Regions from separate parts of the Mus musculus genome. Here all the other regions are linked to region 3. The links are chromatin loops, found by intact Hi-C in ENCODE. Cell type or tissue: left cerebral cortex. All regions are shown on one strand.

Evidence for each region. Hi-C counts contacts between places; a loop is a spot of excess contacts. Peaks named below come from ENCODE experiments on the same cell type or tissue, not always from the same donor. Only the 100,000 strongest peaks of a DNase experiment are listed, where the experiment ranks them.
Region 1: it touches region 3 in a loop (9-fold over the local background); 41 of 42 quality-filtered maps call a loop at or near these places.
Region 2: it touches region 3 in a loop (9-fold over the local background); 2 of 42 quality-filtered maps call a loop at or near these places.
Region 4: it touches region 3 in a loop (8-fold over the local background); 21 of 42 quality-filtered maps call a loop at or near these places.

What each region holds. Positions count from the first base shown.
Region 1 is chr1:133,379,002-133,387,001 of GRCm38, forward strand. Etnk2 (ethanolamine kinase 2) reads left to right here. Exons shown (of 8, transcript NM_175443.5): 8 at 316-1,317. The coding sequence ends at 388. Sox13 (SRY (sex determining region Y)-box 13) reads right to left here. Exons shown (of 14, transcript NM_011439.2): 9 at 7,765-7,927; 10 at 7,184-7,293; 11 at 6,993-7,089; 12 at 6,465-6,608; 13 at 5,456-5,672; 14 at 3,299-4,923. The coding sequence ends at 4,650. Among named protein-coding and RNA genes, the nearest start is that of Etnk2, 19 kb to the left of the region's middle. In left cerebral cortex, CTCF peaks have their summits at 1,885 (motif pointing left), 3,231 (motif pointing right) and 6,677 (motif pointing right); DNase peaks (open chromatin) are centred at 946, 1,875, 3,280, 4,117 and 1 more place.
Region 2 is chr1:133,417,281-133,425,280 of GRCm38, forward strand. It overlaps Sox13 (SRY (sex determining region Y)-box 13), which reads right to left and starts at 6,932. Exons shown (of 14, transcript NM_011439.2): 1 at 6,596-6,932. In left cerebral cortex, a CTCF peak has its summit at 4,885; DNase peaks (open chromatin) are centred at 1,129, 5,630 and 7,077; H3K4me3 peaks cover 3,742 bases; H3K27ac peaks cover 3,103 bases.
Region 3 is chr1:133,607,067-133,615,066 of GRCm38, forward strand. Snrpe (small nuclear ribonucleoprotein E) reads right to left here and starts at 3,214. Exons shown (of 5, transcript NM_009227.3): 1 at 3,098-3,214; 2 at 2,652-2,678; 3 at 1,831-1,893. The coding sequence starts at 3,151. In left cerebral cortex, CTCF peaks have their summits at 3,386 (motif pointing left) and 7,022; DNase peaks (open chromatin) are centred at 3,283 and 4,043; H3K4me3 peaks cover 1,275 bases; H3K27ac peaks cover 768 bases.
Region 4 is chr1:133,309,592-133,317,591 of GRCm38, forward strand. It overlaps Golt1a (golgi transport 1A), which reads left to right and starts at 232. Exons shown (of 5, transcript NM_026680.4): 1 at 232-320. The coding sequence starts at 296. In left cerebral cortex, CTCF peaks have their summits at 1,816 (motif pointing right), 4,994 (motif pointing right), 7,141 and 7,736 (motif pointing right); DNase peaks (open chromatin) are centred at 2,540, 4,996 and 7,771; H3K27ac peaks cover 956 bases.

The DNA.
Region 1 (8,000 bases), 230 kb before region 3:
ATTAGGAAAGTTGAGAACCACTGCTCTGAACTGTCCTGCCCAGCATCAGGGCCCACACTACTGGTGCCATCCTAGCCAAACTGTGAGAACCAGTGTGAAGGATAGAAAGCTGCCCAGCTCTGAGTTCAAGGCCAAACTGGTCTGCAGTTAGTTCAAAGGCAGCCAGGACTACACAGAGAAACCTTGTCTACACATTTAAAAAAAAAAAAAAAAAAAAAAAAGGAGTTGATTTGGCTAGACCTGGTTGAGTTTGTAGTAGTCCTCAGTAGGCTGTCAGGCGCCCTGCTCACCCACTTCCTTGCCTGTCCCTGGCAGGTATGCGGTGATCCGATTCAACCAGTACTTTAAGGTGAAACCTCAGGTGTCGGCCTTGGAGATGCCAAAATGACCAGCCTCCTGTTTCTCCATGTCCTCTTGCTGCCAGATCTGCTCCCCAGGGTGCCTTTCTGCCTTGGAGTTGGGCACCCTGGGGCAAGGCGGGCACCCACGGAGAAGGCTCCCAGTGGATGCCAATGAAGACCTCATTTTCCTGTTTGGAGGGGCTGAGTCCCAGCATTGGGCGTGGGGAAAACCCTTCATCCTGCTAGGCTTGGAGAGGAAGTGCCTGCAGATAGTGGGGGGGCCTGGACTGCCCCCCTGTGAGAGCACAGTTGCCAGCCCAGGCACTGCTAGAGCTTGGGCTGCCTCAGTTTGTCCTTGACCCTTCCTAGTAGGGGAGGGGAGGGTTCATTTCTACCTCTGGTGCCCCACCCCCACCCCAGGCCTCCAACTGAGCCGTATGCCTCCTGTGAGAGGTACTGAGCTCCAAGCCAGCAGGAAGCCAACTCTGGCTTGTCATCCTGGGGAGAGGTCCCAGCTGCACTCGCTCCACAGCTCCTCCAGCAGCTGCCTCATCTGAGGCTGCCAGCTTCTCCAAGCCGGATGCCATCCAGCCACCCCTTCTCCTGGTCCCCTCCTTGTGCTGCTGCCATGCTCCTGCTAGGTCCCTGCAGAGAAGAGGATGGTAGACCTGGAGCAAGCATGACCTTGGGTACCAGAGGGCAGGCACCAGAGCCAGCATCCTCTTCCACTTCTCTTCCTTTTATTCTGAACTTAACCAAGATCTTCCCATGTGGAACTGAATGGCGGAAGGCAAGGGGGCAGGGCCTAGGCACCTAGAAGCCAGCACAGTTACCAGGACATGGCCAGATACTGAAGGTGTTGCCAGCTCGGTACCCACCTCCCAGTCCTTACAGGCCTAAGGGAGTCTGGTATAGGCCCCTACTGTGATTCATTTGTAGATTATGGTTTTCTGCATTAAAACGTTTGTTTCTGGAATACGGTCTTGGAAGGACAGTGGCTTGGGATCTGATTAGTATGGATGCGTGTGGAGGAGCTGGGCCAGACCTGGCCTCCCTTCCGCCGTGCTTTTGGAGTTCACCCCTGCTTAAAGCACAGCAGCCTGTACACCTCTGGGCCACCCTCGTTGGGGCCTTCAAGGTCACGGATACTAATGGAGAACCTGGGGGAAAAGACGTGCCCAGGCATACAAATGGTGAGCTCGTGGCTAGCTGTCCTGATAGAACCAGAACATGCCGTCCCTGCCTCTCCCCATCTGCCCTGCCCTGCTTCTCACGGATTCTCTCATAAGGTTCCAGTTGGCCAGAGGATTTGGGGTGGTGACGGCACAGCAGCTAGATGAGGCCTATGGACAAAGGTACCCGAATACCCTTGGTAGTCGGGCTCAGTGCCCCCCCCCCCCCAATGCATAGGACCAGCCAGAGGTCCAAAAGAGGAACTGGGAGGAGTCCCGAGATAATGGGGTCTAATTTCCCCTGAGATCAGAGTTTGGAGTGAAGTTAGGGCTTTGAGCCAAGCAGCTCCCTCTAGTGGCCAATTAATAGGCAGAGGCCAAAGAAGATTCCAGAACCCTGGGCAAGTCTCTTGTTGGCCCCTGCCTCAATGCCGGATAGGGGACCAAGGTGTAAGGACAGCAAGAAAGAAAAAACAGCCAGAGCTCTGAAGGACAGAGCCAGGAGTCAAGACACTCCCTCATCAACTGGCCCTGGGTCTTGGCAGTGTGTGGTCTTTCTTTTCTTTCTTTTCAATATTATTATATGTAAGTATACTGTAGCTGTCTTCAGACTCCAGAAGAGGGCATGAGATCTCATTACAGATGGTTGTGAGCCACTATGTGGTTGCTGGGATTTGAACTCAGGACCTTCAGAAGAGCAGTCAGTGCTCTTTAACTGCTGAGCCATCTCCAGCCTGCAGTGTGTGGTCTTAATCCCTCTTTATCTACTTTCACCCACATGTAAAATGAAGAAATCCTCTGCAATGCCAAGTTTGCCCCATAGTTAAGTTTCCTCTACTTCCCAACATCTTTGCTGAAGGTAAGGTTTTGTGTGTGTGTGTGTGTGTGTGTGTGTGTGTCTATAGCCAAAATAGTGAACGTTGAGCCTATCAGCTCAGGTTCAATCTCACAATACCCAGAGCATCTCTTAGCCACCCAGAAACAGTCTTCTCCCTCTTGCCCCATGTGGTGGCTGGATGACCCTGGCCTCCTCTGATGACCCCTCATCCTCAAAGGCCGATTCTCAGCCCTTCCAGGTGATGCAGCTTTTCCTAAAGAAGGGGTTTGGACTTGGAACCCAAGCTCTGTGAGGAACATACACTATGCACGCGCGCGCGCGCGCACACACACACACACACACACACACACACACCCGCGCCTCATGGAGGACAGAGCCTTTGTTAACCTGGACCATTTCTTTTACAAGAGCTGCTGTTCCTCCATACCATGTTGATGGTATGAGTGTAACCAAGACCTGTCTTTACAGAACCCCATTAATTTTGAGGAATTCTGTCCTTTCCTCCAGTGACGATTCTGTCACAACTATGGCTTTGAGATCCCCATTCTAAGTGTTGGGTCATGGAGTTTTGAAGACCATCACTAGATAAGTATGGCAGGGAGCCCTCCTGAGTGTCTGTGTGTGAACCCTGTTGCGGAATGAGCCCACAGCTTTCAATGGATCCAAGTGACTCCCTCTCCCAGACGGTAAGATTCATGAGGAAGTTTTAAGACTTATTCCTTTCAGTGAAGGGGGGAGCTGAGCCACTGTCCCTCCAGGCTGCTGCAGTGCCTCCCTCAGCAGTGTGTCTGTCACAGGCCTGTCCTAGGTCTCCGTCCGGTCAAAGCCATTACTTTCAGACACTTTGCCTGATGCTCCCACATGCTGCCACCAGGGGGCAGCAGCGACTGGCTGGCGCTAGACTCGAGAATTCGGCCAGGCCAGCCTCCCAGCAGAGAAAGGGCACGTCCTGAAATGGTCGGTCTTTATTACACCCATCAGAAAACAAATATGCTGGTTAAGTTATTCATCATTATCTTCTTAGTAACAAAATAAAGCACTATCTATGTTTACAGTCATAAAAAGAAACAGTCTGGAGAGAAATAGGGTCAACAGCGGTGGGGAGGGAAGCACCTGGCCTTGTGGGGTTTGGGGTCTTTCCCTGCCCCAGGGCAGCTCCAGATCTTTGACTAGGTGCTAATGATTTCCTTGGGATACAACCAGGAAGCTAATTTAGGAGGAAAGGGGGGGGGGAGGGAAGAAGCCACCCTAAGCTCATGAAGAAGGGATGGAGACCAGCTGCCATGGGGTCCCCTCTGCAGGGCTGTCACTGAGAAAAAGATCCTCATGACTGCGGCACACACGTTGGGAATCAGGGCAGAGCCCCCTTGGAGGCCTGGGCTGGCTCTCACGGCCCTGGGAGCTAAAAATGGCTCCGTGGGAACTGACTGGCAGAGTCTGAAGGGAGGGAAGGGGTCATGGGGGTCAGGAACTGCCAGTCCCAGGGGCAGGCTGGGCCCTACAAACACCCAGAGGATACAGCGGGTGTGGTGGGACAGGGACAGACGGAGGAGGAAGAGGGAGAAGTGTACATGGGGAGAAAATACGCAGAACCTGAGACACCAGACTGACAAAGAGGTAGCAATGTGGGGACAAAGGAACACAGAAGCAGCCCCCAGAGAAGCATCAAGACACACATCACAGAGCTCACGGGCGTGCCTGGCTCACAGTGACACTCAGCAAATGCCTTCTGCCAAGAGTGGCGTGATGAACATGTGTGGGCCGCGCACAGACACACAGTAGCCAGAGGCACATGGACTTGGAAGACAAAAGACAGCACAGCCAGACTGCAGAGTTCAAAGTAACCCAGGTGGCAGAGGGGTGACCTGGGAGCTTGTAGGGCAGGTGTGTTGTCCCACAATGGCTGGTCTGGACCAAGAAGAAATGGAAACAAAGCATGTGACCTCAGGGGGGCAGGTGTGTCCCTGTCATCCCCTTGAGTGGGTGGGCAGACAGGAGGAAGTACATCCAGTGGTCCCTGGCCATTGTCCCCAAGGGCTAAAACCCTCAGCAAGCTTTGTCCACCACGGCCACATGACTCCCACCCAGCCAGGCCATTGGCTCCTCCGATGGGCCCAGAGGTGTGATGAAGAGGAGGACCCCCATCTTGGGAATGTATCTACAAGTGCAGTTTCACCCATCACCTGGCCACACCCAAGTCCAAGTACCAAGATAGTTCAGGAAGGCTGGCTGTGCCTGTCCGGATGGGAACAAGGTCTTTCCCCCAGCGGTGACGGGCCGGGCCCAGCGAGCTGGGGATCAGTCTGTGAGTACCACCAGCTCCTCATCACTCTTCTCGTCACCCTCTGAGTCCTCGTCCTCGCTGTACCGGTACATCTCTCCATCGGCCACCGAGTGCCTGTCATCTGTGCCCTCCCCTTCCTCCCGGAGACTGCAGGTATTGATGATGACAGGCATGTTGGGGTCCAGGCCCTGGGGGTCATAGTGCTCCACCAGTGGACGTGCCAGGGGCAAGCCCGCTGCCCGAGGGAACAGGATATCTGAGCTCACCTGTGCCTGGCCAGCCTGCGGGCTGAGAGGCAGAGAAAATTCGCAATTACAGATGTACCCATGTGCCCTCCCAGCCCTTCCAGCCCTCCCTGCAGGCTGGGTAACCGGCATACTCTGGCCCTTGCGTGTGCTTCCTGATGGCCAAATTCACTGCCAGCTATAGCTCGAAAGCTCAGAGTCGAGGGTATGTTGGACGGTGGCACGTGAATATTATTTTGTTTTAGTGTCATTGACCACAGAACTCTACCCTAGTGCCTGTCATGGTCAAATAAGGGGCCTTCCTACGGGATGAATACCTGTGGTGTTCTCAATTTGCCCTGCGTTTGTCAGGCTGCAGGTGCCCCAGTTTAGGTCTTATACCCAACTCCCAGTCACCAGTCTCGCACACAGTCATTATCCATCAGGGGTCACACACAGGCAGATGGCACACAACTCTGCTCCCAGATCCTTGCTGGCTGCTCTGCCTGCCTCACACAAAGACCAGACACACACACAACCCCAGTCTCTCACAGCAGCCACAAGCCGCCTCTGGCCACCAGGGAGGGCCTGCTCACGGGATGGTGTAGCTTTGGCGAGCACCCTGGCGCCGTGTCCTCATCAAGGCCTTGTACTCGCCCACTCGCAGCCGCCGGCCCTCCACGACACAGGTACGCTTAGGCCTTGGCTTGTACTTATAGTCAGGGTATTTCTCCAGGTGCTGCCGGCTCAGACGGGCCTGCTCCTCGTAGTACGGCTGTTTCTCCTGGTTGGTCATGGACTTCCAGCGAGAACCTGATCCAATACCAGGCAAAAACTAAGGGCCAGACTCTCGTGGTACCCCACCAGGTTCCAAGCCCTAGCTAGAAGTCCTGATTGGACCCTGGTCTTCAATTGGGATCAAAAATGATAAGGCATAAGCACTCATCAAGGGCCTGGCCAAGTGTGGATGCTCCCTGGATGCTGGGCCAGGAAGAGATGAGGCTGGCAATGACGGGGAGTCTGTACCATTCTCATGTCAAACAACTCGGCACCCCTGAGAGGTCTCCGCCCCAAAGGCATTCACGAAAGAGCAGCCACTCCAAGCCATCAAGTATCCGATGTGAATCTGGGGTGTAGCTCAGTGGTAGAGCATGGGCCAGGGTAGACATGGGAAAGCCGAAAACAACCCTGGTGTTCCAGACAAGAAACCCGCGCAGTTACTGGAGGGGACTCAGCCATGAAAACACCACCCTTATTCAGACTTGTCGGCCCTGCCCGCTCCTCAGCCTCTGACACAAAGTCTCTATACCAATGGTCCACAATGCTAGTCTCTATTTTCTGCCAAAGCACAGGCCATAAGAGGCACCGGGTGTTTGGAGGTGGTAAAGAATACACAAAATCCCAAGGGGAGGGACAACCAAAAGAGCCCTGCGCTGGTACAAGGTCCTAGGATCCAGCTGCCAAGAACATCTCAACTGCTACACCTGGTAAGATTCTACCAGGATTCAATAAGGCATGAAAACTCCAAACAGACCCAGTCCTACTGAGCTATGTCCCCTGGGCTCAACACCCTGAGCTGCAGAGGACCCACGCCCTGGCCCTTACCAAGGATCTTGCTGATGCTGGAGTTATGCATGTCTGGGAAGGCCTGGAGAATTTTCCTCCGTTCATCCTTGGCCCACACCATGAAGGCATTCATGGGTCTCTTGATGTGGCTGCTGTTCCGAGACTCGGAAAAATGACGGGAGCCTGGAGGATGGGTAGGTAAGAGTCAGGCAGGCAACAGCTTTGGGGCTGGCAGAGATATCCCTTGCATGGCCACCAGGAGGCACTGATGAGGCTCATAGAGAAGTCAGCTCAGGCCTAGCAAGGCAGGAAGTAGAGGATGAGGAGGGAAGCGAAGGCCAGCGGTAAGCAGAGGCCCACCACGGCCAGAGAACAGGCACAGCAAAGATCCAGAGAAGCAGGGCTCCACAGAGTTGTTACAAGATACCAGAAGACGACCCACGGATAGAGACACCAGGGAACAATGGAGACACATGCCAGGAAGGACCCAAGAAAGGAGGGAGGAAGGAATCAGGGACGGACACAGCCCTAGTGGAGTTAAGTGGCGCCCAGCGCCAGAGCTCTCACCATCCATGTCACAGCTCAGCATGGCTTCCTCCAGGGGATGCACACAGCTCTCCTCCAGCCGCTCCTTGGCCGGGGAGGAGTCCAGGCTGATGAGGTCCTGCAGGTGACAGAGACAATGTGGGCATGAGTACTTCCTCTGTCATCCTGTCTTCATCTTCCTGTCCTCTGGGCAGAGGAAGATTGGCCCATACCTTCCGGAATGGGGTATTGGGGGAGTTTTCCAAAGCCCCACTGTGGCTGTGCAGCAGCTGCCGGGCATCCTGGATGGCTTTGGTGACGGCGTCCCCTTCACCGAGGAAGCCTGTTTGGAGAGGGAACAAAGTGAAGGGCAGGGACCCGAGGGCTTTGTCCCAGGAGCAGCCCACATATTTATGCTTCCTGCCACGTCACACCTAAGGGTCTCCTTGTGGCAGTACACTCCCTGCCCATCCCCACACCTCCCTGAGGACTGCCTGCTGCAGGGTGCCAAGGGTCGGGAATGAGGCAACTCTCTCAGATGCGCAGCTCAGTGGCCTGACCCCATGCTGTCTAATCTGATCCTGGAGAACAAAGGCGCCATGGAAGGAGGCGTCCTCAGAGCAAGCCTCATCCCCGGCTTTAAGAAAGCAGAGGCTGGGGTGGAGCTCGGTGATGGGAGTACCTTAGAACTGTTTAAAAACCCCAAACTAGAACGGAGAAAGGGAAGGACCGTGCCCAAGGTGGCGTCTGGCTCAACTGTCTAAGGTGAGACGACTCACTGTCGTCTAAGGTGAGAGCAGATGAAAAGGCTTACCCAGAGGCAGGCTGGGGGGGCTGGATTGCAGGTCCCTTGTGGGAGCCCCATGGCTGGCGGGGCGAGGCCCACAACTGTTCATCTTCAGGCTGGGAGAGCTGGAGGTGTTGGGCAGCTCAGGTACCTTGGGCTTGGCTGTGAGGTTCAGTGGTTGTGGGGGCTCCTGCCGACCCAAAAAGACAGAGAATGAGAAACACCCAAGGAGGACCACCCCATCACAGGACAGACAGGACTCA
Region 2 (8,000 bases), 190 kb before region 3:
ATTGGACTCTCCTCCACCTCACCTCCCCAAAGGGCTCTTCTCTGATCTGTTCTTTCCCTTCCAGTCACTCTTCCCTTCCCTTGAGGATATTGCTCTGATATCCTCAGGGTCTCCCTGGAGCTCTCAGATGCCCCACCTGGCCCAGGCCCTGTGAATAGACATAAAACTCCCCACTTACTCCACCCAGACAAATGAGCCCCTTGACTTCAAAACGTCCTAGCCTTGTCCCACCCAACACCCAGCCTGCTCCCAGAGCCCCACTGTACCTTCACACAAGGCTTCCTGCCAGCCTCTTAACCTTCCTTCCCCACCCCACCCCACCCCTCAAGACACAGGCTGAGAACCCAGGCCTCCCTGGGTTGGTAGAATGACTTCAGACTTCTTCAGTAGAGCTCTGAGGAGGGAGGGGTGGTTTGGCCCACAGAAAACTTGCAGGGAGAGCCAGATCCCTCTGGTCTAATCAAACTGCACCAAGGCCAAAGCTATAAGGCTGGCAAGTCCCTGACTACACCTCAGTCAGTACTGTTGAGTGTTTCAGGGGCCCCTGGGCTGTTACAAAGTGGTCTGGCCCAGCCTCAAAGGCCCCTTGTCCTGTGATGGTCACCCGCCTGGCAGGAAGCCCCTTTCAGCACCCAACTCCTCCAGGTCTCTCATGGAATGGTCCATTCCTTTCTGTCTCACCGGCAAATTGCAATATATCTTAAATCCTTTCATTCTGATTTTTAAAAAAGTAACTACACTTCTAATGCTACTTTTAGACACTGTGGCTCAGTGCTATGCCTAGCATGGTCAAGCAAGGCACTGGGGTCCTTCCCCAGCACAGAAAAAAAGATAAAATGAACCACAACTTTAAAAAAAAGGAAGAAGTCAGCAATGGCCGCGGGCCTCAGAAGGGCCACCGGGATACTGGGGCTTCCCGCTCTCCCTGCGGTGCCCCGGGCCTATCGGGACAAAGGGAGCCCCCACATCAGCTGCCCCCTTCACTGGTCACACCTGGACCCCAAGGCACCTGCCTCGACCCAACTCCGCGCAGGCGCCGACCCCTTGTCCTCTCGAGGGGCGGGGCGGCCCACAGGAACCGGTTCTCCGCCCGGCCGGTTCCGCAGGCAGGAGGCGGGGTGCTAGGAGGACAGGCCGGCCGCCTTGGGGCGGGTCCCCAGGGAGCCAGGCCTGGCGGGGACTCCAGACCCAAACACCAGGGGCCAGGCGCCAGCGGAGAGCCCTGGACTGCCCCTTCCCTTTCTTCTTTCAAGCCAGAACACTGAAACCTTACCTAGGACCTGTCCTTACAAAGCACGGGAGAGGGGCAACGTAGAGGGAGAGCCCAATGCTCCTTTCCAATCCCTGCCCCATCCCCACGGGCAGTTTACCAGGCTTACTGCTAAGGCCAGTGGGAGTGGGATGTGGGTTTCTCTCTGTGGTTCCCAATGCCAGGTTTGCAGCTTCTCAGAGACCAGAAGGGCCTAGCTGGATAATATGACTTAGGAAAAAGGCAGCAGACATTGTCCCCACTTCTCCCTAGTCTTGTATCCCATAAGCTTCTGCCCCTTCAGTATCTGGAACTCTTCTAACTGGTCTGGTACCAGGCCACACACTACATAGCTTTAGCTGTGGCTGGCTTTTGAATGGAAGCAGGGAAAGGAGCCACTTCCTCCCCTCCTGCCCTCCTGCCCTCGCAGCCTATAGGTCTGATTACAACCTAGCACTTTCTCTGGGACTTGGGGTCCTTGACAGTATCACAGCCCGACAGTCCTAGGGGTCCCCAAGCCAACCCAAAGCCACCAAAGCAGAGAGGTCTTCTTAAAACTGGGAAAGCCTCGTACCAAGCCTGGGTCATGAGGGCCAGAAGTCCAGAGGAACAGGGTCTCGTTGGCATAGAACAGGGTCATGTAGGATGCATCTGTATTGTAAGAAAGCATGGTGATACACATCCCCTTCAGGGACAGTGGCAGAGGGTGGAGGTGGCCTTGCCCAAATGGCAAATAATGAATCTCTAAGATAGGTCTTTGGGAGCACGAAGGTCAACAGAGAAGGAGCAGCATTCAGATCATGCCTGCTGCCTGCATCAGGGAGACTGTAGGTGCTAGTTCTTCATCTGGTGACAGGAGTTCTGACAGCAACCCAGGGCATTTTAGGAAGGGGACTAGCAAAGGGTAGGAATGGCAGCAAGTGCAGGCAGAAACAGGCCCTCCTAAGCAAAAGGAAAATAACTCCCATTCAAGGTGGCAGCCCTCCCTGCACAGAGGCCTTTGCAAACACTCAGCTTCACCCATCAATGTACTGAGGAGAGGGGTGCAGGACAGGGGTGTGGATTCCCCTTACCACGGCATTAGCTTCCTGAAAGCACACCTAAGGTAGCTCAAGAAAGGCCACCCCAAACCTCCAGAGAAAACCTTAGTGTGTGAGCCCTCAAGGGCAAGACCCATGGGTGTCCAGGAGGAGCACATGCAGCTACCAACAGCTACCTAGCAGCCTTACAGCCCAGGGGCCTCAGCAGCTCTAAGAGACAGATCTTCTCTGGGCCGTTGTCTCACCTCATGGACCAGAAACAGGACATCTGCTCTACCTAAGTCCTTCTCATACGACACACAGTTCCCAAATCTGTTTTTATTTGTTTGTTTCTTTGTTTCTTTGTTTATAAAGCAAAAAGACCCTGTTGGGCTACTTCCCATGTGCAAATAAGGCTGCAGGGTGGACCTGAGGTTGGCAACATCTCTTCATGATTCCTGGTCCTGGTGCTTCTGAATTATACACACACACACACCCCTCCCCTCTGGTTTCTCCTGAACTCCACATGTTCCATGCTCCCCTCCCTACAAGTATGTCTCCATGTGGACATATGTAAAGTGGAGGCCATCTCTTTCTTTGACCTCCACACAAATACAGTGCCACAAGTCCCTACCACTAACACACAAACACTAAATAAATAAGTGTAATTAAAAATTTTTAAACAAACATAAAAAACCTTCTACATGTACACATCTAACTGCACCAGATTGTATCATACATGTATCAGTGTGTGGACACATATCAGCTTTTCCTGTACTTTCTCCAGGTTTTAAGGTGTTCTGTTAAAAGTATTTTGGGGGTTGGGGCATTGTTGATATGTGTGCACATGTACTAAATTTACAAAGAACAAAATAAACAACAAAAAAACACAATCTCTCCTCCCTCAGCCATCATTTCCTGCCCTGGGGCAATCGGGATCACTTTCTTTGGTATCAAATCATCTTAAAAAAATCATAAATCACTCTACTCTCCAACGGCTTCCTGTGGAGCTGACAGTAAAATGCAGCCCACCCCAACCCCCAGTCACTCTACCAGGTGCCACCAGCCAGGCTCTGACCCTCCTGATCCTACAGGCTCTTTTCCAACCACCAAGCCGCATACTTGGTTCTGACCTGGGAGGAGGAGAGCATCTGCTGGTGCCTCAGCCTGGAATGCTCCTCTTCCCAGCTGTGTGCAGCTGGATCCTTCTGTCTTCAGGCCTATGCTATCCTGAGTTCTTCCCAGGGCAGTCTTCACTGGCCTCCCAACAAGTCCTCTGCCCTGTGCTCTACCTCCCCACATTGGGTATTTTTTCTCATGGTCTGGTACTCTAATGGTCGGGACCCCCATTAGAAAGCAGCCGCTCTACAACAGGTAGGCAATCCACTTGTCCACCTACTATCACACTGTCTAGCCCAGGCCCGGCAGGAGATTGGCATATTCCTTCCACAAGTTTCTGTTAAGGAATGAAGCAGATGTTTTAAACTTTGCATCTGCAAACCGCCTACTTGCAGGACCTTCCCAACACCAAGTTTTCCCACACTGGCCACCCACCCCCAGCCCCCATGCCTGGTAAGGGTCAGAAGGTCAGGGAAGGAAGAAAGGGGTGCCCCTGGATCTCCCCTCCCTGTGCTATGCCGCAATAAAGACAAGAACCTGTGTCTCCCCTACATTCCGAGTAGCCTCTCCAACTGTCACTGTAAAGTTGGAGGTGACAGCTCTCATTTATCTAAGTCTCAGATGCAGTATGCTTGGCAGCCAGGCTAGCTAGGCTAGGTTCTCAAGTGAGCCCCAGCAACAGGAAACAGATCCTACCCTGGGAACAGAACCCTCTAGGGCAGGCAGTCTGCCTGGCCCACCTGACTTCCCCTGAGCCCCAGACACCTGGGATCCTCTTAGTGAAAATCCACCCAGTTCTCTGAGACACAAATGCACATCCAATCCTGGGTCTGCAGCACAGACCAGGGTGTCCAGGGAATACCCTTTCAAAGACATTTCCTTCCTGGGGCTGTTTCCAGGGAGAATGCTACATGGTGTGAAGATTAATTTTTAAGAGGAAAGAAGGAAGGGAAGAAGGAAGGAAAAAAGTACTCAAAAAGGTTGAAGCAGGTAAGTAACAAGAAGGTAAGTTTGGGTAGATCAGAATCCAGAAGAGGTAGGAAGGAGAGTGAGGTCACTTCCTCCCCATAAGTGATAATTACTAAAATCGATCAAACGGACACAATCACAAAGATTGTGGGCTCTATACACGGTCCTTTAAATTATAATGGCCCAGGTTGGAGATACTGCTCCGTGGTAGTCACTTCCCCAGTATGAACTAGGCCCTGGGCTTGATAATACTGTTATTACAGTAAGGACAATAGCTAGCTGGGCATGGTGTCTGTGCCTTTAATCCCAGCACTCAGGAGACAGAGGCAGAAGAATCTGAGTTCGAGGCCAGCCTGGTCTACAAAACAAGTCCCAGAGCGGCCAGAGCTACGCAGAGACCCTGTATTGGAAAACAAACTAATAGTAACAACAATAATAGACGTAAATATGATTAGTAATAAGAAACAACAGCTAACTTCCCAAATGCACACACTGAATACAGTACCCAAGATTTCCTGCATGTTGAGCTAGAGCTCTTCCACTAAGTTACATCCCGACAACAAAAGCTAACAGTTGCCGAGCATTTATTTACTTTGTGCCGCATGGCGCTGAGATTGCCTTTAGACTTTTCATCCTTAAGACCACCCCCACGAGGTGGCCACTGTCAGAATTTAACCTCACTATACAGATAAGTAACCTGAGCAAGGGAGGTGGGTCAAATTGCCTTCGGTGGCACCACCAGCGGCTGCACTACTGTACAACTCCAGCTTAGCTTCCTGGTTCTAACTACAAGGCTATCTGGCGTTCCGTGGTACAGGCCTTCCAAACCAGCATCCTTCAAACCATCAACATACACCAGCTTCAAAGATAGAAGCACAGATCCGCCCTTTTTTTAAACTGAGAAAGTACAGGCGATGTTTGGACATCGCCAGGATCAAGCGACCCATCTCGGTCAAGAACAAGACCCAAGTGTGTTGAATCTAGCACACAGTGAGGGACTTCCTACCGCATCAAGAAGTTGGAAACAGGGTCTCTGGGAACCTTGCTCGGAGTGGCAGCATCACTGACTGACTGCCTTAGGTCAGACCCCTCTGCCAGCGCCAGCGCTAAGGCGCCGGGCCCGGAAATTCCCACAGAGCTAAAGCAAACTTCCCAGGAAAACTCCTCAGTTTCCTCTAAGCTCTTGTCACGGAGATGCTGCCAAGAGCGCCAGCTGCTGGGGACCCTCCCAGGCTAGAGCCACCGCTCAAGCGCCCGGGGTCCTCCCGGAATGATCCAAGGCTGAAGTTCAAAATTCACGTCCAGCCCAAGCCGGACCCCCGGCCTCGCCAAGGACTCTGGGACAGCTCCCACTCTCCGTGCCTTTCCCCCCCCAGCTTCAAGTAATGAGGCACCTCCTGCCAGGACATGTAGGTTGGTTGCGGGGAGATCCCGCGGGCGACCCTAGAGCTCCTGGGGAATCTGAGCAGCCGCAGCTGGCGCGTGCAAACACACGCACGCACACACACACACACTCGCGTGAGTGTGTGTTTACGTACCGAACGTGGGATGGGAAAACAATGGCGAACCGCTGGGACTACGCGACCACCCCCCACCCCCATCCCATCAGTCCTGTGATCAATTTATTTCTACAGTGAAAGGGGCTGAAAGGCGCTTCTCCGACACTCCACCGTGGGACGCAGGGGTGGCAAGGGGCAGGCTGGAGTGAAGAGCAGCAAGGGCTGAAAAAATGGGAGGCGGCGCCCGGCTGGTCCGCGGGGAATGAACCGGAGCCGTGGGAAGGGCGCGCGCTGAACCCCGGCTGCCCAATGCACCCCGGGACCGGAGCTCCGCGTTGCGGGTACCCGAGCCCCACGTGGGGCTCGCACGGGGACATCTAAGCTCAGGCTGGGAGTGCTTAAACTGGGAGCGTTGGTCAGGCTGGGGCGAAAGACCTAAGGCCGGCGGGTCGCAAAGGGCGGGCGGGTAGAGGACCCCCGAAGCCCGGCTCGCGTGGCGCGCGCACGCCACCCCCAACGGCCTGTAGCCACTGCCCTCCAAAAGGACGCGGGATCAGCGCGGCGCCACCGGCCGGCGTTGTGAGGGGTCTGGTAGGATCGGCTCCGCCTGGCAAAAACTTTGCCCAAGATGGAAAGTCGCGCGGCAGAGAGCCAGCGTGTCCCTAGGAACGCGGGGGCGCGCGTGTCAAACTTCGCGAGGCTGGGGTGATGGGGCGCGCGGCGCGAAGGGGCGCACTTACTAATCGGTCGGGCGCGGGCCCGGGGTCGCAACTCCGCGCTCCGGCTTCTGCTCAGTGCGTCCCGGCAGCCAGCAGCCTGGCCTTCCCGCTCACATGCCCCGGCAACGCGGCGGGCAGCGGGCCGGGGCGGCGCGGCCGGGCGGAGGCACGCCCCCCGCCGTGGGCTGGAAGCGCTCAGGACCCGCGGCCCGCCGGGCTCCGCTGGCCACGGTCGCCGAGCTGAGGACGGGTCGGGCGGCGCCCTCCTCCGAGCCAGGCCGCTCGGCACTCTGCCCTCTGCCCCCGGCTGGCCGCCGCCGTGTTCCCTTCCGCAGTCCGGCTCCCGGACTCGCGGCCGCTGCGCCCGCCAGGCCGGCGGGCAGTGCGCTCTGCTCCTCCGCGCAGCTCCGAGCCCGCTGGGTCCAAAGCCAGGGCCTCCGAAGCTGAGCGCGCCGCCTCGGCCTTCGACCTCCGCCGGCCGCTCCGGAGCTCGGCTTCCAGGAGCCGCGCTCGTACACTTCAGTTCCCAGGCGGGACTGGAGCAGGGCGCTCGCCGCTCGCTTCTGCGAAAGCCACTCCGACAGCCTCCGAGGAGAAAGAGGGAGGGAGGGAGGGAGGGCGCGAGCGGGCGGGGGAGGAGGGAGGGTGTGGAGATGGAGGAGGGAGGGACAGAGCTTCCTCCTCCTCCTCCTCCTCCTCCTCCTCCTCCTCCTCCTCCTCCTCCTCCTCCTCCTCCTCCTCCTCCTCCTCCTCCTCCCAGCAGCTGGTCCAGCCAGGCCTCAACAGCTGGAGACCTGTGCTGGGAAGGGGACAGCAGAGGTTCTCCAGAGTGAGACCTGTGGAGATGTAGTGACCCACTGGATAGAGAAAATAGGGGGAGGAAGGTGAATTCTGCCTAGTCCCCTCGACCCAGGTTTGAGAGTTACTATGGGGAATTTTCATTCCTTTTAACAAGTCCAGTTCACAGCCTCCTCCAGAGACCCGAGATTGAACTTTATTTTTCTCACTGGTAAATCAGACTGGCCTCGAACTCACAGAAACCTGCTTGGCTCTGCCTCCAGGGTGCTAGGATTAAAGGCATGCTCCTTGAGAACTGCCCTTGGAGCTGGGAGTGGCTCATGCCTATAATACCTGGGAAGCTGAGGCAGGAGGATCTCAATTTGAAACCAACCTGAGGGCAAGGAGAGACCTGCTTTGATGCGATCAGATCTCTGACAGCTTCCTAATGTCTAGCCACTCCCTAGCCCTGTCCTTTTTAGAATTTCTCCAACAAGTCCTTCCTTTCTTCCTGCCCCGTTTAGGAGGAAGGTTTGTTTGAAGAAGGGTTTCTCCTCATTCGGCCCATCTATTAAATGTCTACACCAAACCTGACCCAAGCAGATGCCAGGGATCACCAAGATGAATGACACAGTGGCAGCCCTTTCTG
Region 3 (8,000 bases):
CTGGTCATATGTGACATGCCCAATGCGTGGGGGCATTTTCATTCCTTTTTGGGGGCAGAGATGGTGTTGAGGATTAGCGCACCGACTTCTACCCATTAGGCAAGAGGTTTACTACTGAGCTGCATCCCCAGCCTACCTCTTTTTAAATAGCAAAGAAAGCTAGAATGAGATCCAAAGTACTTCAATCCCTTAGAGGTAAATATTCGCCAGGAATGCCTGCTGGACACTACCCAATTCGGCATGTGCACACATGAATTGCCTTCTGTCACTGCACACCCATGTTCCTCACTAACACGACTCCCACTAACTACTGTGCTTGTTTACCAACTCCTAAGAGAGTATTGATAGACACTCTTGATATCTACATAAAATAACAAAATACTGTGCAGCTTTGGGAGGAAGGGTAGGTACTAGGGAGACATGTCAATTGGTAAAGTACATGCAGTCATGAGTTTGGATCCCTACTCAAACAATGCAGTGCACAGTGGCCTGCAGCCGCACCTAGTGCTGGCCAACTAGTCTTGTTAAATCCATGAGTTCCAGGCTCAAAAAGCAGAGAGCAATAAAAGATACCTCTAGCACATACATCCACACATATGAGTATGTACAAAGCAACCCCACTCACTCCCTTGATGCAAAAAAGAAAAAAAAAAAGTGAGGCTGAGCACGTCTGTAAATCTCAGGAGGCTGAGGCAGGATGGGAAGTTCAAGGCCTTTACTGGGCTACATAGCAATTTCTTGCCTCAAAATAACAATGCCAGAGCTGGACAGTTCAGTAGTTAAGAAGACTGGCTTTTCTTCCAGAGGACCCAGATTCAATTCCCAGCACCCACATGGCATCTCACAACTGTTGATAACTCCAGTCCCAGGGGATCTGGTGCCCTCACACAAATAACAGTAGGCAGAACACCATTGCACATAAAAATAAATAAATCTTTAAAAAAATTTTTTTTCCATTTTCATGGCTATTAATCTAAACATTGAAGAGGCTCAGACAAGAGGATTTCCATGTGTAAGTCTCTCTTAAAAGACTCTGCCTCACACAAAGGAAAAACAGAGACGGGAGAGGTGGTGGAGTTACAAATCCTTCCTTGCTGCTCTTGCAAAGGACCCAGGTTTGGTTCCCAGCACCTACATGGAAGCTCACAATCACCCATCTTCAGGTGAGCCAACAACTTCTGGCCTGTTTGGGCATTAAACACACACAGGCAAAACACTCAGACAAATAAATCTAAAATAACAACAAAAACTTATTGCCATGGTAGCTGTGTGGTAGAGCAGGTACTTTGATCCCCAACACCATCACGATAGAAGCCTAACAAACCATAAGTCTCACCCCCACCAGCTCTATTCTGGCATGATCTAATCCAGAATGCAAGTCCTTTATCACTCCCCGCCCCCCTCTCATTTTGTTTTTGTTCCCTCTCCTCACAAACGAAGCTCTTCTTAAAAGTCTTAACTCTCCCTTCCTTTTTTTTTTTTTTTTTGGTTTTTCAAGACAGGGTTTCTCTGTGTAGCTCTGGCTGTCCTGGAACTCACTCTGTAGACCAGCCTGGCCTCAAACTCAGAAATCCGCCTGCCTCTGCCTCCCGAGTGCTGGGACTAAAGGCGTGCGCCACCACCGCCTAACCTCTCCCTTCCCTTCCTCTTAAGAGAAGTATTATCTAACCCTATTAACCAGAGCAAGGAGAAAAGGCTAAATAAATAACTCCAGCTCTGAAGAGCTTTCTTTGGGTTGGGTCCTTGACGCCTTGTATATTGTTCTTACTGGCCATCTTCTGAGATGTCTTTTTTAATAACAACTTGAGGAAAAATAGCCTGGGTACTCACAATAATACAACCTTCTATCCGCATATTCACTTGTTCATACAGCCACACCTGAATTCGAGATCTCTGAAATAAAAATAATGACTTTAGAAATGTAAACAAATCCCACTCCATTACTTTGTTTCCACAATAAACGACTTATCTTAAAAATTCCAATAAATATAAGCCAAAAACTAGAACTAGTTAGTCTTCATCTAAGAGCTAGCAACACTGGTTAACCTGCTGAGAAACATTTAATAAGTGCTCGGGCAGGCCTGTCCAAACTAATTTTCCTACTCTGAAAATTTATTTTTGCTTCTGGCATGAATACACTTACAGTTAGAACTGTTCACAGGATAGTACAAAGCGAATCTGGCGATTAAAAATTACAATGGCTTAAAACGATTTTTCATCTGTGTTGTAACACTCTAAAATAAACATCGCTAAAATCTCCTCAAAGAAGAGCATTTGCCACTCGCTTCTCTGTATATAACGCCCCCACTCCCCCAAACCCCGCTTTGGTGTCTTTTCTCCATTCTAAGTCCAACTATGGAAAAAGCACTATGCAACTGTCACTGCTAAATCCGATGACAAATCGTTCTTACAGAGTAATTTTAATAGTAAATATAATTACATTGTTCTTACAGAATAATGGTAACTGTGTGCATCCTTAAGTCAGCACGGACATATTAATAATTAGCGCTTTCCCTGTGACCTTATCCTCAACTCTGGTTCTCCCCCCCCCCCAATTTTTTAGTCTAAGCACTAGAAACAGAGAATTTGTTACAAAGAGTCAAACAGGCCCAACTTTCATTTCAGTAACAGTAAGGAAACAACTTACGTACATTTTGCAAGTATCTGAAGATAAGGTTCTGCAGCACGGCGATCAAGGAAAAGAACTACACAAACAGCGGAGCCTCCGCTCCCAACCGCGCCGGACTCTCCAGCGCCCCAAGGTCCGGCCGGGCTACATCCGCAAGCACAAACGACCGCCGGGAGCATGCGCTCCCTCCCCACCGCCCTCGTTTCTCCAACCTTCCCGATGGCCCACATCCTCCTCTCCTCCTCGGTATCCCCCGCTTTCATCGCGGATCGCCAGCCTGGCCGGGTCCACCCGGAGCCCGCCTTCCGCCTCCCGCCTCCCGCCGCCCTTCAACTCCGCGCGCTTTCCTGCCTCCCCGTTCGCCCCAGGGCCTCACGGGAAGCGGCCCGCAGCGGGCTGCCCGGCTCCCCGCCCACGCTCACGGCGCCTACGGCCCCCAAAGCCCCGAGTTCACGCAGCGTAGGATACGATGGGCTGCACCATCACCTTCTGCACCTTTTGGCCCTGGCCGCGGTACGCCATGGTGGAAGTCACAAAGACCACACGAGTAGGAAGGCCGCCTCGGAAAGCGACTTCCGGAAGCAAGACCCGGAAACGGAAGTGCAGTGGTCGTCGGCGACGCGGGCCGGTCCTGGGGAACGCCTCTCTAGGCCAGGAGCCGCTTTTTCTCTATGCTGATAGACTCCGCCGGCGGCCTTCCGACTCAACCGCTCTTTGAAGTCGAGGTCGGTCCTACAGCGCCACCTGGAGGTAGGCTGAGAGGCTTGCCTCTGCCTAGGTGCTCTTCTGAGAGCTGCTCTGGAATTTAGAGGCGGCATCTTGTCCAGAACCATCTGCAGACTCCCCTTATTTGTTTTGGGCCCCAGAGCTAGTCTAGATGGTCATGCCCGAAGCAGTGGTGGAGTTGTGGCTTGTTCAATAACAGATTCAACCCTCATCACCTTTATGCAGAGTTAACTGTTGCAGTGGCAACTGAAGATGGCAATCTAACTAGCTTGGAGGTATTGAAATCGGCTTGTTGGACTCAGATCTCTCTCAGTTGTGTGACCGGTGATAATTAAGTCATTAGGCCTCAGCATCTCCGTCCCGCAAGGGGACAGGAGGTGAAGATTCAGGGAGGTAGTAGTGCACAGGTGCTCCTAGAACACATCTGTAATCTCAGCTTGTGGAAGGCGCAAGGTGAGTATGACCTTAAGCTAAGTAGTACGTTCCAGATCTAAGCTACATGAGGCCTTGTTTCAAAACAAAACAACCTACATGGTATACAACCTGATAAACTTAAGGTAAGTTAGAAATGTAAGTTAAAAAAAAATGCATTTAATGCAGATACCTTGGGCCCAGGGGAGATGATTCGGTAGGTGGGACATGAGGTCTGTCAACCAGCACCTACACAAAATTACATGCCTGTAATTCCAGAGACAGGAAGGAGGGTGCCTGGGCTGGATGGCCAACTAGTCTAACTTAATCGCCAAGTCCTAGGTTCAATGAGAGACCCTGTCTCAGAAGGTAGGGTGAAGAGTGACTCAGAAGGACACTTGATGACATCCTTTGGCCTCCACATGCACACAGAAAATTGTTGAAAATGTATATGCCTAGTCTACTCAATGCCATCGCTTAGCAACACAACATAGCAGCCTTTCTTGAAGCTGCAGCTGCCCCCCACCTCACCAGAAAGTACCTAGAGCTGCTTACCAGGGAAATGATCAAAATTTAAAATGCAAAGTCTGATTTTTTTTTTTTTACAGAATTCATATTGCTTTCACACCATCTTTAGGATGAAGAATTGTAAGTCAGGAGCTATCTGGATGTGTGTGTGTGTGTGTGTGTGTGTGTGTGTGTGTGTGTGTGTGTTAAAGCCTCGTCCCCCACCCCACAACACAAGTAGCAAGAAAAGGGACTGATTAACCTGATTAACCATGCCTATGTTAGTTAGTAACCATGCCTATGTTAGTTAGTAACCATGCCTATGTTAGTAGTAGGCAAGCCTACTCAGTTTTCTGTTAGGACAGGGCTTGTGGCCTGGTTCAAAGTCTATCTAATATTTTAAAATATTTAATATTTAACATTTATTTAAATATTCTCTTTCTAACAAGGAAGCTGAGCCTTGAAAGGATTTTGGATGGCATCTAAGGGGACTGGCTGGCACTTTAGGAGATACCACTTAGGTCAAATAACAGAATCTAAATTTGCTTACCTAAGGTCTTCTTCAGATGAGAATAACACGAGCGCCAATCTATAAAAGTATTACGATGAAAGCTTTTTTTTTTTTTTTTTTTAAGACAGGGTCTCATTCTGTAGTCATGGCAGTCCTGGAACTTGCTATGCAGACCAGGCTGGTCTGAACTCACAAAGATCCACCTGCCTCTTCCTCCAGAGTGCTGAGACGAAAGGCATGTGCCACCACACCTGGCTGAAAGCTATTTTTAAGCTACAAAAAGAGACTTACATTTTTTTACATGGGAAAATTATTTCTTTAAAGAGAATCTATTACACTCCAAACATGAGAAAAAGCATTTACTGCCCACAAAGGCAGAGTGGAGAGAACCCACAGAGACCCACTCCATCTGAAATGCAAAGACACCTCACCACTTGCTTATGCATTTTCTGATTCCTAAACTTTGGTTAGTTGAATCCTATAAACAATTCTTTTAAGTGATTCTACAACTCATCAGAAATGTTGTATGATTTCTTTGTTCTTAAAACAAAATTATTTTCCAGGGCCAGCAAGATGACTCAGCAGGTAAAGGCACTAGCAATGAAACCTGGTGATGTGAGTTCAATTCCTGGATTCTATGTAAAAGTGGAAGGAAAGAAATACATTAAAAACCATACACTTGCTGGGTATGGTAGCACACATCTTTAATCCCAGTAGTTAGAAGATAGAGGCAGGTGAATCTCTGAGTTTGAGGCCACCCACAAAGCAAGCTTTGGGATAGCTGTTGATACACAAAAGCTGAAAAACACAAAAACAAAAACAAAACATATACTTACATGCATGGGAACACATCGTAAGTAGAAATGTGGTGTTCTAGCCTGCGTAGAGGACAGTGGACAATGTTTAAGGAGTTTTGGTTGGTTGATTTGTATGGTTTAGATTTGTCCAGGTATCTTGTGTTTACTGATGACCTAGTATCACTACTTGTAAGTATTCTAGCTTTATATATTATTTGGTGGGAAGTAAGTAGAATTTTCCTTTATTCAACTTTAGAATCAGATTATCAAATTTTAAAACATTATTGGTTTTTTGTTGTTGTTTATGTTTGTTTATTAGTAGAATGTCTTTGTGTAGCCCTGGCTATTCTGGAATCTCTGTAGACCAGGCTGACCTCAAACTCAGAAATCCTCCTGCCTTTGCCTCCCAAGTGCTGGGATTAAAGATGTGCCCACCATTGCTTGGCAAAACAATATTATTTGCCTTTTATGTGTAGAGGTGTTTCTGTAACTAGGCCTATGCACCACATGTGTGCCTGGTGCCCATGGAAGCCAGAAAAGGGCATTGGATTTCCTGGAACTGAAGTTACAGATGATTGTGACCCACCATGTGGGTGCTGGGAATCAAACCCAGATCCTCTGGGAATGGAGCCAGTGCTCTTGATTTCTGAGCCATCTGTCCAGCACCTAGATCACCAATTTTTTAAAATTACATTTGGAATTTGTGTTACTATTAAATTTAATATCAATATTAAATTTAAATGTCAAATTCCAGTACATACTATTGACTTATTTCTTCAGAGGTTTTTGTTTGTTTTTTAAGTCTGGGTTTAGCTCTCTGGTAGTGTAGGACTAACAATCCTACACGTGGCCTTGGCTTTGATCCCTTCTCTTTCCCCCCTATCCCTAGACAAACTTAAGCCTGCTATAATGTGATTTTTGTACCATTGTTGGAAATATAGACAGGACATCAAGTCTGTTGGTCTATAAGGAATCAATGATTCCACAGATTGTAGTACAGTGCAACTGTCATCGAGAGTAAAGGAGCTCTTTTCATCCCTTGTGTCCTGACAGGAGAGGTCAGCCAGTGGCACCCTGATGGGGGAAAGCAAGCAATGGAGTGTGTGGCTTGAGATTGACCCCAGTCTCAACCTAGGTTATAGCAGAATTTAGGGAACCACATGTACGTGTGTAACTATAACCCCAAGAATAAGCACTTCCTTAAATTGTGCCCAAGCTACCTCTTCGTCTTACCCTGGAGAGGTTCCAGCCCTGAGAGCCTAAATAGGGACAACAGTGTGGGAAGAGAGCAACAAGATTAGCTGAGGGGCTGGAAAGACAGTTCAGCCTTTGAGAGCACTTACCCCTCTTATAGAGGACCTAGCTAGCCTAGGTTCCCTGGACTCACATGGTGGCTCGCAACAGTAACTCCAGTGCTATAACCCTGTGCTGCCACTAGGGACACAAGTACTACATATACATACATGATGGCAAACACTCATAAAAATAGGTAAATATGAAATATGTTGGCTATGAATTTGTAATTGTTAAAGCTAGGTAACGTCCTGGATTTTATTGTAAAACTTTCTTGTCATTCTGTTTCAAATTTCTCTCATAGCTGGGCGTGGTGGTGCATGATTTTAATCGCAGCCCTCAGGAGGCAGAAGCAGGTGGATCTCTGAGTTCGAGGGCAGCCTGGTCTACAGAGTTCCAAAGCAACCGGGGCTACACAGAGAAATCCTGTCTCAAAAAAAGAAAAGAAAATATGAAAAATTTTAAATAAAGTACAGAATGGCATTTAAAAAGATGTATATGCGTATAAATGTTTTGCTTGCACGTATGTCTGGGTGCCACATGCGAGACAGATACCCACAGAAGACAGAAAAGGGCGTTGGCTCCCTTGGAAATAGATAATATTGTGAGCAGACGTGGGTGCCAAGAATTGAACCTGGGTCCTCTGCAAGAAATGCTCTTAGCTATTGACCCATCTCGCCAGCCTCTAGAATGTCATTTTATACACACTGTATTTACTGATATACGAATTAATATTTCACAGTTCAATATTTAATAATGGAAACCTTGGTTTATTTTCTTTTAGATTATATCTAATCATAATATTCTTGTAAATCTTGAGATTTCCATGACACTGCCAGGGTCTGAAAAGCATGCCTGAGGAGCACCAGCTCGGCAGAGCACCGGCTCCAGCAGAACACAGGCTCCAGCAGAGCACCAGCTCCAGCAGAGCACCAGCTCCAGCAGAGCACCAGCTCCGGCAGAGCACCAGCTCCAGCAGAACACAGGCTCCAGCAGAACACCAGCTCCGGCAGAGCACCAGCTCCGGCAGAGCACCAGCTCGGCAGAGCACCAGCTCCAGCAGAACACAGGCTCCAGCAGAGCCAGCAGAGCACCAGCTCCAGCAGAACACAGGCTCCAGCAGAAC
Region 4 (8,000 bases), 300 kb before region 3:
CGGGGCGCCATTCCACCTCTCCGAGAAAACCAGCTGTGCCCAGACCCTTGCCTTTCCATTCCCACGTTGTTCAGAGGAGGTGGGCCAGCAAGAACTTTGTGAATGTTAGTTTCAGAACAGGTCTGTACCTTTAAGTAGCCATTTGTGTGGGGAATGTGGGAGGGTGAGAGTTAATGATTTACCTGCGGCTCTGTCCCTGTTGCCAAGGGTCAGCCACCCTGGAACATGCTCAGGCTCGGTCCTCTGGGCTCTCCACTAGCCAGCTGACCAGGAAGGCCCCCCCGTGGACTGAAGCATGATCTCCATCACCGAGTGGCAGAGTGAGTGGCCTGGCTGGCGGGAGCCCGTGGGGCTGTGGAGGGGTCCCCACTAGGGTGAGTGAACACTCGCTCTTCCCAACCTGGTTCTTCTGCTGGGACCTACAGATGTGACCTCTGGAGCCAGCGGTTGGAAGCTGCTCTGTTGGCATCCTCGAAGCAGCAGGGGCGGGGCGGGGCAGGTGTGACCTCTGCCTTGTAGAGGGTGGGGCCACCCGAGGCAAACTCACAGCAGGCCGAAGCCCATCTCACCTATAGTTCTGAGAACTTGGATGCCTCTGCCCATTCAGACATCACCCCAAAACCTCAAGGTCTTTTGTGGCTCTGGGTCTGTATCCTCACCCCAAACATCCCTACTTTTCCTTTAGGGGAATTAGGTAGGAGGTGGCCTGGGAGGAGCCGATTGTCCACAGGGAGGGGAGAGCTAAGGTCTCACTGGCTGAGCTGCTTAGCTTCTGAGCCTGCTTTCTCTCAGTGAATCTATGGTAACATTTGCTTTGTGCCAAGCACTGTGCCAGTACAGACGGGAATATCAAGACTAAGGCAGGCATGCCCTCTGCTTACCTTCTAGCAAGGGAAGGCAGCCATTACCTTAAGAAGTGACTGCCTAGCAGGTCACATAGTAACAAGAGCCAGCCTAACACAAAACTCTTTACTCTTAAAGGGGCCGTGGAGTTTGAAGGATGTGAATGCGTGTGAGGGTATTCATATCCTCTGTCCAGGGAAGGCTTTGTTGCAAAGGGCCATTAATGCAGAGCACTACAGGAAGTGAGAAGGTAGGCTATGCAGCCGTCTGGAGGCAGAATGTTCCAGGAAGAGGAAACAGCCAGCACAAAGGTCCTGAGACATTGCATCTGCGGTGTGCGAGCCCCAACCAAGAGACTGGTGTGGCTGAAACATTATAGGCAGAAAGGTAGCCTATGCTGGACCACTGTATTAGCCCATGCTGGACCAGTGTGTAGACAGCAAAGGTTAGAGCATATGAAAAGCTCATTCTGGCTGCTGAGGTAAAGTAGACTGTAGAGGATGGAGCAGCAATGAAGAGACCCTTCCAAGGCGAGAGAAGACAGGGCCAGGATGTGAGCCGTACAGAGATAGGAAGTGGTCCTGTGGGCCTGTGTGGAGGAATTTTCTGGAGTGGAGATATGGAAGGATAAAAGTTAAGAATATTTCTCTGGTGCCTGGGGAGTGTCCCAGAAAAGAAGCCGAAGTGGGAAGCAGGAGCCAGGTCTGAAGGGGCTGGGCGCCCTTGTCTCAGACATCCTGGATAGACTTCAGGCAGGGAGTTAGAGGGTAAGGGTCTGAACTCCAAGGGACTTGTCCAGAAAGAGAAACATGGAAGTCACCAACACGTAGATAGCTGATGCTTAAAACCAAAAGAGTCCCTAGATCCCAGGGCACAGGCTCTCAGCCTCCCCAGCTCACGCAGCCTTTGGGTGCAGATGTTACTGTTAAGGGAACTGTCCTGGACACTGTGAAATTTTAGCAGTACCTCTGGCCACCCAGCAGGTGACAGCAGTCGACCCTCCCATACCTTGTGACAACCTAAATATCTCCTGACTTACCTCACCCAAACTGCTTCCCCTGCATTCCCACCTTGCAACTGAGGGGGTAAGAAGGAAGAACAGCAGAGCCCTGAGGCAGGGGCATGCTGACATGCTATTAAGCTCATTAGCCTTCAAGTGTGATAATACGCTCTTAGAGGCTGGGACAAGTCCTATGATGCTTGGTCCTGTGAGAGGGAGAAGTGACAAGATTGTTGTCAGAGCACAGGGACAGGCTCCCCTGAGGAGCTGGCATTTAAAGGACACTGTTCCACCTAGGAAACCTCATATGCAAAGGTCCTGGGGCAAGAAAGCGTGGGCATCGTAAGAAGTCAAAGGCAGTGGTGTAAGAGGAGTGGCGGGGCTCGAGAGAAAGTGGAAGATGTCTGAGACCCCCCACCCCATACACATGCCCTGTAAGGCATGTATAGAAAAAGGTCCCTGCTTCATTCCAGTGAGAAGGATGCTATATGATCAGCTGGTACACTTTCGGTCCTAGAGCTCTATGTGGAGGACTGGGGATAGGAGTGGTGACAAGCAGGAAACTAGAAGCTAATGGAGACTGTGTGGGGGAGGGAGGAGGGGAGAGATGAGGATAGCTAGAAGTGACTTGGCAAGAAGGAAGAAGCATGGAGGGTTTTGGATGCTTCTGGAAGCAGCTGCCTGATACCAGATTAGATAGGGTGGGTGGCGGGCGCCTCGAGGGACTTGGCAGGCAGTGGCAGTGGAGATGCTGGAGGCACGGGATAAAGAAAGGAAGGCTGATCACTGTTTGGGACCAGGTGGCGTGCAGACTGCCAGAGAGAAAACCAAGCTGACGGACGGTTAAGCAAGCAGTGGGGTCTCAGGCATCCTGGGCGCGAGAGATAAATGTCGGCATTGTCAGCACACAGGCAAGCATTTAAAAACACAGGAAGGGGTGGGAAAACAGAATGAGGAGATTCAGGAGCTGGGCCCAAGCCCTGAGTGAACCAAATCACAGAAGAAAGTAGGAGCTGGTAAAGGGGGGCGGGGGGGGTACAGCTAGCCGGTGGGGGTGGGGGCGGGGGTGGGAGGCACAGCTAGCGGTGGGGGTGGGAGTGGGAGTTCCGGGGGGAGGTACAGGTAGCTGGTGGGGGCGGGGGGGGGGGAGAGGTACAGCTAGCCGGTGGGGTGGGGTGGGGGAGTACAGGTAGACGGTCAGGGGTGGAGGTAGGGTTACAGCTAGCTGGCAGGAAGAAAATCATAAAGCATCCTGAGAGCCAAGAGGAAAGCTTCCAACCAGGCAGTGGCCTGCTGCCCACTGCCAAGGGCTGACACCCACTTGGAGCTTTGGGTTATTAATGGTCAAAACAAGAACACTTTCTGCAGGAGTGGAAACGACTGGGTAGGTTAAGGTTACATTTCAGGGTCTCAACTGTATTTAAGACCCGGGTAGCCATCATACCTCATCAGGGAGGGTTTAGTTGTGTTTGTAAAGTGGAGTTAATCACAGCCCCTCAGCAGGCAGTGTGAACTCTGCCTGGTGTTGCAGGGCCATCAACTGTCTGTCACTACTGTCAACTCTCCTTCGTCTGGAACAGTCAGTCAGAAAGTCATTCGAGGAAACACGAAGGGGTACTCAGAGCAGGGTGTCAGAGCCCCAGGCTGTGGGCAGTGTTCCATGGGTAGCCAAGATGGGGCATGGAGGGCCTTCCTATGGAGTAGAGGTAGGGTCTTTGTGATGGCCATTCTCAGTAGTCAACTTGACTATATCTGGAATGACCTATAATCCAGAAATGGAGGGGCACACCTGTGATCCAGATCTTGAGACTGGAGGACACACCTTTAGTCCATATCTTGAGGCACACCTTTAATCTGGGCCATACCTTCTGCTGGAGACCTACATGAGGACAATGGAAGAAGGAAGGGCGTGTTCATTCTTCGCCTGCTTGCACTTACTGCCAGCACATCTGTGGGAACCTACTTCTCCAAGATCCCAGCTTATACAGAAGACCAGCTGAAGCACCTAGCCTCGTGGGACTGAGCCAATAGTAGACTCTTAGACTTCCCATTCACAGCTGCCCATTGTTGTGTTAGTTAGACTGCAGCCTGCAAGTCACTCCAATAAATTCCCTTTATAGATATAGATTCCATAAGTTCTGTGACTCTAGAGAATCCTGAAGTATACAGACCTCATGCAGATGGGCCCAGTGTGTCACCTGAAGAGCAAAGAGAGATCACCAGTGGGAGTCAGGCTAGCAGCAGGTTCACCGAGAGACTGCGGGAGGTATACACGGTAATGTCCTGCAGACGGCTCTGCCAGTGAATTCTGACATGGGAAAGTCTTAGACAAATCCTATGAAGAGACCGGGTACAAGATAAGTGGCCTGATTCTTCAGAAGATCAAGGTCCTGTTGAGCTCTGATTGTGGGAGGTTTTCCAGTCAGGCACACTACAAATAGCACATGATATCATCCTATGGATGATATTACTGCCATTCATGACTTGAATGGGTTCTTAGGGCAGGACAATAGACATATTCAAGTGTTCATTTTCTGTACTTGGCCTATCTCAAGGGTAAGGGAAGGGCAGTCAGAATAGTCCAGCGGTGGCACCCACTCTCAAGTAGGTAAGGACCAAGACTCTTAATGGAGTATTTAGTTTGGTACGTTTTAATTGTATAAAGAGAAAAAGGCCAGAGGCTGTCTCACACCTTTAGCCACAGATACTTAGAAGGCTGAGGCAGGAGGATCACATGAACTCACGAATTACAGAAGAGGCCTGAGGAACTTGGGAAAGAATAAACACATCATCTTGGGCCAAAGAGACCGGTCCATGTGCTCCAGGTGATAATGCACTGCAGCAAAGAGGACATCGAACCTGGCTTTCTCTGATGCAGTCTGAAAAGCTATGCCCTGATCACCTGGCTTTGGCCTCTCCTCATCGGCTGCCGGCTGAGGGCTCCTTCTGGCAACAGTTTGGGAACTGCAGGACCTAGGGACCAGCGGCTAGAGAGTCAGGGCTCAGATGACGTGCGGCATGGGGAGACCCAAAACTGGACATTTGAAGCCAGAGGCGTTCTCTCCCCTTGCTAGGCAGTGTCCTCCCTGGAGCCAGACCATCCTGAAGCATTTCCATTTACTCCCTGCTTGCTGCTTTGTAACTTGTGCAGCAGGGGGCGCTGCGACCTCTGTCTGGATCATGGGAACATCACCTACAAACTCGTAGTTCCTGTGTATGTGTGTGACACACCCCCACCCCTACCCCAAACCCCACTGCCTTCTCTGCCATGGCTGCTATCCTAATAGGAACTTCAGGTGCAGCCCCCTCTCCCTGAATTTGACTGACTCATGAAAACTACAGTAGAAGCAACAGGAGGGGCTCATTTTGAAACTGTGTGAGAGAAACCCACTTTCTAATGCCTGTCTATGAGCTTTTGTGTGAATGCTGGAATGCTGGAAGCAACTGTATATGGTCTATAAAAAGGCAGATTCCCAACAGAGGAAAATTCTGGGATTGCCCCAACCTGTGGAGAAGACTACCAAGCAACTGTATATGGTCTATAAAAAGGCAGATTCCCAACAGAGGAAAATTCTGGGATTGCCCCAACCTGTGGAGAAGACTACCAAACAAACTGCCAAGTGATCATTGAGCAAATCACTGCTAGAAAAGATGTCTAACATAAGAGAAATGAACTGCACTCAGTGGGGGTGGGGGCACACGCTTGTAGTTCCAGCCAGCACTACTGAGGAGGCTGACGCAGGGGGACTCTCCTGGGCTACATAACACTAAGTCTCAAAAACTCATATATATACATATATATGCATACACACACACACACAGACACACACACACAGACACAGAGTGTTTGATTCATTGGTTGGTTTGTTGGTTGGTTGGTTGGTTGGTTGGTTGGTTTCAGTGTTTTGAGACAGAATCTTACTCTATAGTTTAGGCTGGCCCCAGACCTGCCGGAACTCCCCACCTTTGCCCCCTGAGGCTAGGATTGCAGCATACATCACCATACCTGGTGTTTTGTTTTGAGTCAGGGTTTCACTCTGATCTTGAACTCACAGTCCTTCTGCCTCCACCTTCTGAGTTCTGGCATGCGGATACATACCACTGAGCAGGGCATGAATTCTTGTCTGGCTGTGCCCGTGGGTCACTTTGGAGTCTGCCATGTCTCAGAACCCTCTATAGAGTTTCTTCATAGTGGTTCTCAGAATTCTTTGTTTGTTTGTTTTTGGTTTTTTGGTTTTTTGCGAGACAGTGTTTCTCTGTGTAGTCCTGGCTGTCCTGGAACTCACTTTGTAGACCAGGCTGACCTCGAACTCAGAAATCTGCCTGCCTCTGCCTCCCCGGTGCTGGGATTAAAGGCGTGCACCACCATGCCTGGCGGTTCTCAGAATCTTAATAGAGACCCGAAGTGATCTTGGGTGCTTTTGATGACGTCAGCACACATATCTGGCATGTGCAGGGGGTTGGTGAGAGCACTGCTGTGGCCACTCCTGGCTGCTGCTTCCACGGGCACAGCTCACAGTGTCCAAATGCCTCTGTGGCCTCCTGACTCAAGTTCCTGTTTCTCTGTGAAAGCTGGCAGCAGTGAATCATAGTCAGGGATGGGTAGACTGGAGATCCATGGCTCGGCTGACCTTCTCAGAAAGACATGCAAGGAGAATCTGAGAAAAGTAGGTTCTTCAAAACAAACAAGCAAGCAAACAAACATAAAAAACAAGTCTGTTGAGGACAGGCATACAGACATCTTAACAAAACAAATAGCAAAACCAAGAAAATGTTTACACTGTGGCCCCACGCCGAGGGAGGGGATGTTATGAGACTGGGGTCATAATGTGTATTTTTCTGGCAAGGGTAAGGAGATAACAGACTTTTTCCTGTTTTTGTTGCTGTCATCAAACAGAGTCTCACTATGTAGCCTTGGCTGGCTGGAACTCACTATGTAGACCAGGTTAGCCTGTGACCCACAGAGATCTGTCTGCCTCTGCTTCCCGAGTGCCAGAATTAAAGGCGTGTATCACCATGCCCAGCTGATGACACATGTTTAAAACATTATATAGATTGTTTTATAACAAGTACTTAAAACATGACTGGAACAACAGTGAGCACCCATAGTCCCAGGCACGCAGAAGGCTGAAGGGAGAACATTGCAAGTTCAAGGCCAGCTGAGGCTACAGACCATGACCCTGTCTCGGGGGTGGGAGATTGGATGTAGTTCTAGCATAGAACACTTGTCTAGCACATGGAATAAGGTCCTGGGTTTAACTCCCACTACTGCAACAAATCCCAAACATCTTTATCATTCACATTAAAGTAATGTGGTATAGTCCTCCACCACGCCACCTGCAGGATTATAGTGGGCAGACACCTTGTCTCCAAGGGTAGAAACACCCCCAAGAGCACAGCCATTCTAAGGTCCCGTGGGTGCTGTCTTCTGCCCAGCTGTCCTGGGTGCTGAGAAGTTTAATTCAGGACAGCGCCTAATAGAAGTAGGAAATAAGTCTAGACATACCATGAAGACTTGTCAGAAACTTGACATCATTCCACCTAAAAAAGCAAATAACTCACAGTGTGATATCACCTCATCTATTAGCATGGCTGCTATCAAAAACATTAAAACTGAGGCTGGAGAGATGGTTCAACGGTTAAGAGTGCCCACTGCTCTTTCAGAGGACGCATGTCCCAGCCCCTATGCCAGGAGGCTCACAGCTGTCTGTAACTCCAGTTCTCGGGTATCTGACTGCCTCTTCTGGTGCCCACACACATGGCATGCCAACACACAGACACACATACATACACATAAGGGAAAATGAAAATAAATCTCTCTCTCTTTTTAAAAGATTTATTTTTTATGTATAAAAGTGCTCTACCTGCTTGTACACCTGAGTGCCAGAAGAGGGCATCAGATCCCATCATGGTTGTGAGCCACCATGTGACTGATGGGAATTGAATTCACAGCCTCTGGAAGAGCTGAGCCATCTCTCCAGCCTCCTTTCCTTTTTAATTAGAAATCAAGTGTTGGCAAGGATGTGGGAGCCTTGTGTCCTGAGGACAGGAGACTGAGAGAAAGAAGCCAAGTTGGAAACCAGTACCTCAGCCTCTCAGATATCAGAAGAAGATCACTGTGTGTCGCAGCAATGACACTTCTGGGTGTAAACCAAAA